2 separate regions of the Homo sapiens genome follow, and region 1 is linked to region 2. A link is a contact called in ENCODE Hi-C or POLR2A ChIA-PET data. All regions are on one chromosome and are shown on one strand. The core of a region is the stretch at or near the end of the contact, and the rest is flanking DNA. Distances in the headings are between cores, read along the strand shown. Region 1 holds the start of PLBD2 (phospholipase B domain containing 2). Region 2 overlaps TPCN1 (two pore segment channel 1).

Evidence for each region. A loop is a pair of places that touch in the nucleus more often than their neighbours do. ChIA-PET counts read pairs that join two places held with the same protein, here RNA polymerase II (POLR2A). Pooled maps may share reads with other maps.
Region 1: a loop to region 2 is called in a pooled map, with 3 times the contacts of the local background. The contact joins the promoter of PLBD2 here to the enhancer-like site in region 2. A Hi-C loop is called at or near these places in 7 of 50 pooled maps. POLR2A ChIA-PET finds 5 or more read pairs at or near these places in 4 of 52 experiments (AG04450, CD4-positive, alpha-beta T cell, T-cell and 1 more).

The regions. Positions count from the first base shown.
Region 1 is chr12:113,356,900-113,360,171 of GRCh38, forward strand. It overlaps PLBD2 (phospholipase B domain containing 2), which reads left to right and starts at 1,688. Exons shown (of 12, transcript NM_173542.4): 1 at 1,688-1,991. The coding sequence starts at 1,702. LOC105369989 (a long non-coding RNA gene) reads right to left here and starts at 2,611. Exons shown (of 3, transcript XR_945346.3): 1 at 2,431-2,611. RefSeq lists silencers at 1,502-2,001, 2,052-2,111 and an enhancer at 2,447-2,946.
Region 2 is chr12:113,262,048-113,264,989 of GRCh38, forward strand. The region is part of intron 3 of TPCN1 (two pore segment channel 1); the gene reads left to right. Among named protein-coding and RNA genes, the nearest start is that of MIR6762, 28 kb to the right of the region's middle. RefSeq lists an enhancer at 1-78. Within about 2 kb of position 1,289, at least 2 of the 41 ENCODE cell types and tissues checked have a DNase peak (open chromatin) inside an H3K27ac peak, as active enhancers do.

The DNA of each region.
Region 1 (3,272 bases), core at 438-2,937, 95 kb after region 2:
ACCCCACCGCCCGCCTCCAGAGCAAGGTTGAAGGAAAAAAAAGAGAGAAAGACAAATTATTTTATTGCTATTCCTTTCCTTGGTCTCTTAAGCATGACTATGTTTTACAAACCTCTCTATTTAGCCAGTTCTTGTTTTACTTTTGATGCAGCTACAAGGCCACCAGCTATGCAAGGCCACAAGTTATGCACTATATGATTAACTACTTTTGTTTTACCTTTCTAAGCTTGCTTATAAAAACCCCACAATATCTTTGTTCTAGGCTCAGCTTTTTGGATGTGAATCCACTGAGCCAGTGCGTACGTTGAAATAAACATCCTCCTGTTCTCTCATATTGGTCTCTCCGTTCCTCAGTTTCCCACAACAGGACTACAGGTGTGCACCACCAAGCTCAGCTAATTTTTATATTTTATAGAGACAGAGTCTTGCCAGGTTTCCTAGGCTGGTCTCAAACTCCTGGGCTCAAGCATTCCTCCCACCTTGGCCACCCAAAGTGCTGTGATTACAGGCATGAACCACTCACCTGGCCTTCCCTCTCAAATTTTAAGAGTTCCTGATATATTATATGATATATGTTGAGATATATATACATATATATATGTAATGTATATATATGATATATGTTGCAAATAGTTTCTCCTGGTCTGTCAGATGTCTTTTGACTTTGCTTATTGAGTTTTTTGACATGAAAAAGTTAAAAAATTTATACAGTCAAATGCATTAATCTTTTATTGCATCTAGGTTTTTTTTTTTTTTTTTTTCTTTTGAGACAAGGTCTCATTCTGGTTGCTCAGGCTGGAGTGCAGTGGTGCAATCTCGACTCTCTGCAGCCTCGACCTTCCGGGCTCAGGTGATTTTCCTACCTCAGTCTCCCGAGTAGCTGGGACTATAGGCGCGCCTCACTGCGTCCGGCTACTTTTTTGTATTTTTAGTAGAGACGGGGGTTTCACCATGTTGCCCAGGCTGGTCTTGAACTCCTGAACTCGCCCGCCCTGGCCTCCTGGAGTGTTGGGATTACAGGCGTGAGCCACCGCGCCCGACGGCATCTAGGTTTTGAGTAGTAGTTAGACAGCTTTTTCCCACACACATGTAAAAAGGGTATTTGAGGGACAATGGGAAAAGTTGGAATAAAGACTGCATTAGATAACTGTATTAAATAAATGGCAAATACCATTAAATAAATCTGGCCGGGCGCGGTGGCTCACCCCTGTAATCCCAGCACTTTGGGAGGCTGAGGCAGGCGGATCACCTGAGGTCAGGAGTTCAAGACCAGCCTGGCCAACATGGCGAAACCCCGTCTGTACTGAAATTACATAAATCAGCTGGGCGTGGTGGTGCGCGCCTGTAATCCCACCTACTCAGGAGGATGAGGCAGGAGAATCGCTTGAACCCGGGAGGCGGAGGTGGCAATGAGCCGAGATCGCGTCACTGCACTCCAGTCTGGGCGACATATGGAGGTTTTGTCTTGTCTCAAAAAAAAAAAAAAAAAAAAACTTGGGGAAGTGTGCTAAACCGGGTTTGCGTAGGTGGAAGGGGCGGCCGGGCTCTTTAAGGTGGGTCCCGCCCCGTAGGCCTCCCCTCGCGCCAGCCCCTCCCATCCCGGAAAGGCTCAGCCCAAGCCCGGCCCCGCCCGCCCTCGGCCCCGCCCATGGCAGAGCGCAGTCACGTGACCCGGGCTGCGGGGCGCAGCATTGTGCGGTCATGGTGGGCCAGATGTACTGCTACCCCGGCAGCCACCTGGCCCGGGCGCTGACGCGGGCGCTGGCGCTGGCCCTGGTGCTGGCCCTGCTGGTCGGGCCGTTCCTGAGCGGCCTGGCGGGGGCGATCCCAGCGCCGGGGGGCCGCTGGGCGCGCGATGGGCAGGTCCCTCCAGCCTCCCGCAGCCGCTCGGTGCTCCTGGACGTCTCGGCGGGCCAGCTGCTTATGGTGGACGGACGCCACCCTGACGCCGTGGCCTGGGCCAACCTCACCAACGCCATCCGCGAGACTGGGTAAGGGTTGGCTTATCCCCACGCGGGGCCATCGGGGGAGGGGGATGCGTGGGCGCCGGACCTCGCCTGTTCCCGGGACCGGCCTCTTGCCGGGTGGGAACGCCCGTTTCTCTGGGGGTCAGCTACTCCCGAGGCTGCAGCACCGCCCTGCGGGCCAAGTACCCTGTTTGGGAGCTGGCTACTGCGGCATCCCTCACCTCATGGGGCCAGTCCCTTGCCTTCAGCCAGTGGTGACAGTACTTCTGTCCCCAAGAAGCCAGTTCCCTACCACCGAGGCCGCAGTGCCTGCATCTGGATCAGGTCCATGGCTGGTGGGTAAATTCTATCCTCACGGGGACCTGCTCCCTTCCCTAGACTTTGCCTCCTCACCCCATGGAGGCCAGCCCCCTGTCCCCAGGCCTGAGGGGTGATGAGAACTCAGCAGGAGACTAATTCTTACCTGCTTGGCTGTGGCTTGCTCGTGGGTGCCAGCACCCTGCCTCCCTTCCAGTGCCAGGTCAGCAGGACTGAACCTGGGTTCCAGGCTAGTCCAAAAGCAGAGGGTCCCTAAAGTCACATAGACCCATTTAGTATCCTGCTAGGGCTCTGCTCCTCCCTTGTCTTCTGTGTCCTGGTCCAAGGGGAAGTCCTTGGCTGGATGCCGTGTTTGGCAGCCATGCTCACCATCTTTATTGCTGGAACCCAGGCTGTCATTCTGATGTGTGAGTCTCACCTAACTCCTCCGCCTGTCTGGGCTCCCGTTTCCCCATCTGTGGCCCAGATTTTGAGGATGTGCTCTAGTTGGGTGGTCATGTGCTGCAAGTTCTGTACAAGGGCTTGTGCCCATTCATTTATTCATTACCCTGATGGTTGGCCTTAGGGACACAGCTGAGCAGCTGTCTCTACTCAGTGGGAAACACAGACAGCGATAGAAGAGAAATCAGAGTCAGTGGGAGTGGGAAGGATCAGCTTCAAAGCCTTGTCAGCAGGGCCCAGACGCTGGATCAGGCTGTGCTGGGGGATCCTAGGGAACCCGGGGTGCATCCGTCATATCCTAGTGTCCAGATGATGCTAGGGAACCCTAGCACTAGGATGTGCCCAGGATGTGGTCTGTGCTCAGACCACACTGCCCCCTGCAGCAGAAAGGGCCTCCTCCCACTTTAGCCCCTATCCATTTTACTGGCATCCATTGGCTTCTGCAGGTGTTAGGGAGACACAGGATGCCGAGGACACCCCCATTCTGGTGGCACTTGGGGGGTACATCAAGTAGACGTGAGATTTGGGGGAGATATTTGCACAGAC
Region 2 (2,942 bases), core at 39-2,538:
ACTATCAGATTTCAGTTTCTGGTTTGCATTGAGTAAGAGCTTGGATGAGGAAATAGACTTTTTCTTAAATGCATTCGAATCATAATTTTCCCTAATCTTTCTTATGTGAAGCAGCTCTCCACTGCAAGTATTTGTTTTGTCATTTAAAAAGGATTTAGTGAAATTCAAGCCTGGGCAACATGGCAGAACCCATCTCTGGTAAAAATACAAAAATTAGCCAGGCGTAGCATGTGTACCCTCTAGTTCTAGCCACTTGTGAGACTGAGGTGAAGGGATCGCCTGAGTCTGGGAAGTTGAGGCTCCAGTGAGCCGTGTTTGTGTCACTGCACTTCAGCCTGGGTGACAAAATGAGACCCTGTCTAAAAAAAAAAAAAAAAAAAGATTTAATGAAATTTAGACATTTGTTTGATGGTTGTTCAATCATCTGTTTCTCATATGTTCATGCAGCATCATATACACCTAAATGATCATGTTTTGTTTCAAATTAAGGCAACAGAATGTTTTAGGGAAATTGTCCCAAGCGCAGGCATACTTGTTAATGATCTAGCAGGGACATCTTATGCACATCACCTTCTCTGAGGCCGGATAAGAGCGTGGGATAGGTCAGAACACAGACTCAGAATGGTTGAAGCCCTAAGGATCCTGATCATTCCTTCCTTTCCTAAGCAGGTGAGGACATTGGTAATGAACATAGGAACTTTAAGGGGGCACCTGCTAATCTTTGTAACAAGCCTCTGAGGCTGTAGTGATCATCTCCCACTTTACAGATGTGGCAACTGAGACTCAGAGGGGCCAAATGATGCCCAAGGCCACCCAGCTAGGGAGTTGCAGAGCTCCACATTTAAACTGTTTAGCCTCCAGATGATGTTTTTTATTCTGTGTGCTATTGCATCACTTATGAACTGACCTTGTGCATCTCCTTGAAAATGGGCCATGTACTTGTGGGAAAAAGCAGTTATGGAACAGCTGGTGTTGTATGATCATTTTAAATTGATGTCATACAGCAGCATGTGCATGTGGGTATGTATGTGTACAGATATCCATACATATCTCAAAAATTGTTTAAATATTAAAGGTGATTATCTCTGGCTGATGGAATTTTTACTACCTTACAAATTTATATTGTTTAAATTATTTTACCAAAAATGCATTATTTTTAAAAAAATTAAAGAAAAACTTGGATTTCACAGTCATTCACGGCTGTTTCTAGAGGATGAGATGGCCTGTTTTTCTTGAGACAGACTCTCACTCCGTTGCCCGGGCTGGAGTATAGTGGTGCGACCTTGGCTCGCTGCAACCTCCTCCCAGGTTCAGGTGATTCTCCTGCCTCAGCCACCCAGGTAGCTGGAATTACAGGCACCTGCCGCCACACCAGGCTAATTTTTGTATTTTTAGTAGAGATGGGGTTTCACCATGTTGGTCAGGTTGGTCTCAAATTTATGACCTCAAGTGATCCACCTGCTTAAGCCTCCCAAAGTGCTGGGATTACAGGCATGAGCCTCTGTGCCCGGCTCAAGATGGCCTGCCTTTTCACGCTTGCAGCCAAGCTGCGGGTCCTGCAGTGAGCCAGGTTGCTGGTGTGCATGGATAATTGGCCCTCGCTGCTTTGAGGGTGTCTGGTGCCTGCAGTTTCCCCTCTTCCCACATTTTACCTGTTAACTCACTCATCCTCTGGAGCCACGTGCTCAGCAGTCCTGACGCCTTTGAAACAGTACTCATTTCTGTGTGGACTTGGACCCCAGGGAGCGGAGAGCAAAGGCCTAGAAATCGCTACAACTGGCCTTCCTTATTTTTCCAAATCTAGTTTATGATCAGCCAGGAAACAGGGCCGATATTCTCTGGGGTTTTCATCAGAATCCAGTGCCATGGGTGATATTTCCATCTGTTGGTGGAGACCTCATTACCCCCATCTCTTCTGGGACAACTCCAAGTCCTAGAGTTAAAATCTGAGCCCCATGTCAGTGGTTCTTCTAGCGAGACCTTCATTCCTGGTTATTTGTTGGAAGAAATTGCCCAAGAAATACATTTTTTTTTTTGGTTATTGAAACCAGAAGCTCCCCAGGCCACTGTGTGTGGCCCCCTGCCCACTGCTGTGGTCATGGAGGTGGTAGTGAAAACCACAGCCCTGCACAGAGCACAGAACTGTGTTCAACTTACCTTCTGTTGACTGCCAAGGTGTTTGCTCCCTTTGACATGCCTGCCCCTGCCGGGTTTGCTGCTGGGTCTGTGGTTTGTCTCGATTTTTTGCTAATGGGGCGAGCAGTTTATCCAGCTTCAGGGAAGTGACTCACTCACAGTCACTCTGCAAACTGCAGGCAGGGCCTTTCCCAGAATAAGTTTGTGAGAATGGGCCGAGCATGGTGGCTCACACCTGTAATCCCAGCACTTTGGGAGGCTGAGGTGGGCAGATCACTTGAGCTCAGGAGTTCGAGACCAGCCTGGGCAACATGGTGAAACACCATCTCTACTAAAAATACAAAAATTAGCCAGGTGTGGTGGTGCACGCCTGTCATTCCAGCTACCCGGGAGGCTGAGGCAAGAGAATTGCTTGAACCCAGGAGGCGGAGGTTGCAGTGAGCCAAGATTGCACCACTGCACTCCAGCCTGGGTGACAGAGCAAGACTCTGTCTCAAAAAAAAAGAAAAAAAAAAGTTGTTACATAACATATAAATATATCAAAATATCACATTGTACCCCATATACAATTATTATTTGTCAATTAAAACAAAGTAGGGTATGGGGAATCCTGAATTAAGTAAATGTATAGTAGCAATACGCCACTGTGCAGCTCTTTTTGTTTATTTTTTTGGAGACGGGGCCCAGGTTGGAGTATAGTGGTACAACTTTGGCTCACTGCAACCTCCACCTCCTGGGTTCAAGTGATTCCCCTGCCTCAGCCTCCCAAGTAGCTGGGACTACAGGCGCATGCCACCATACCCAGC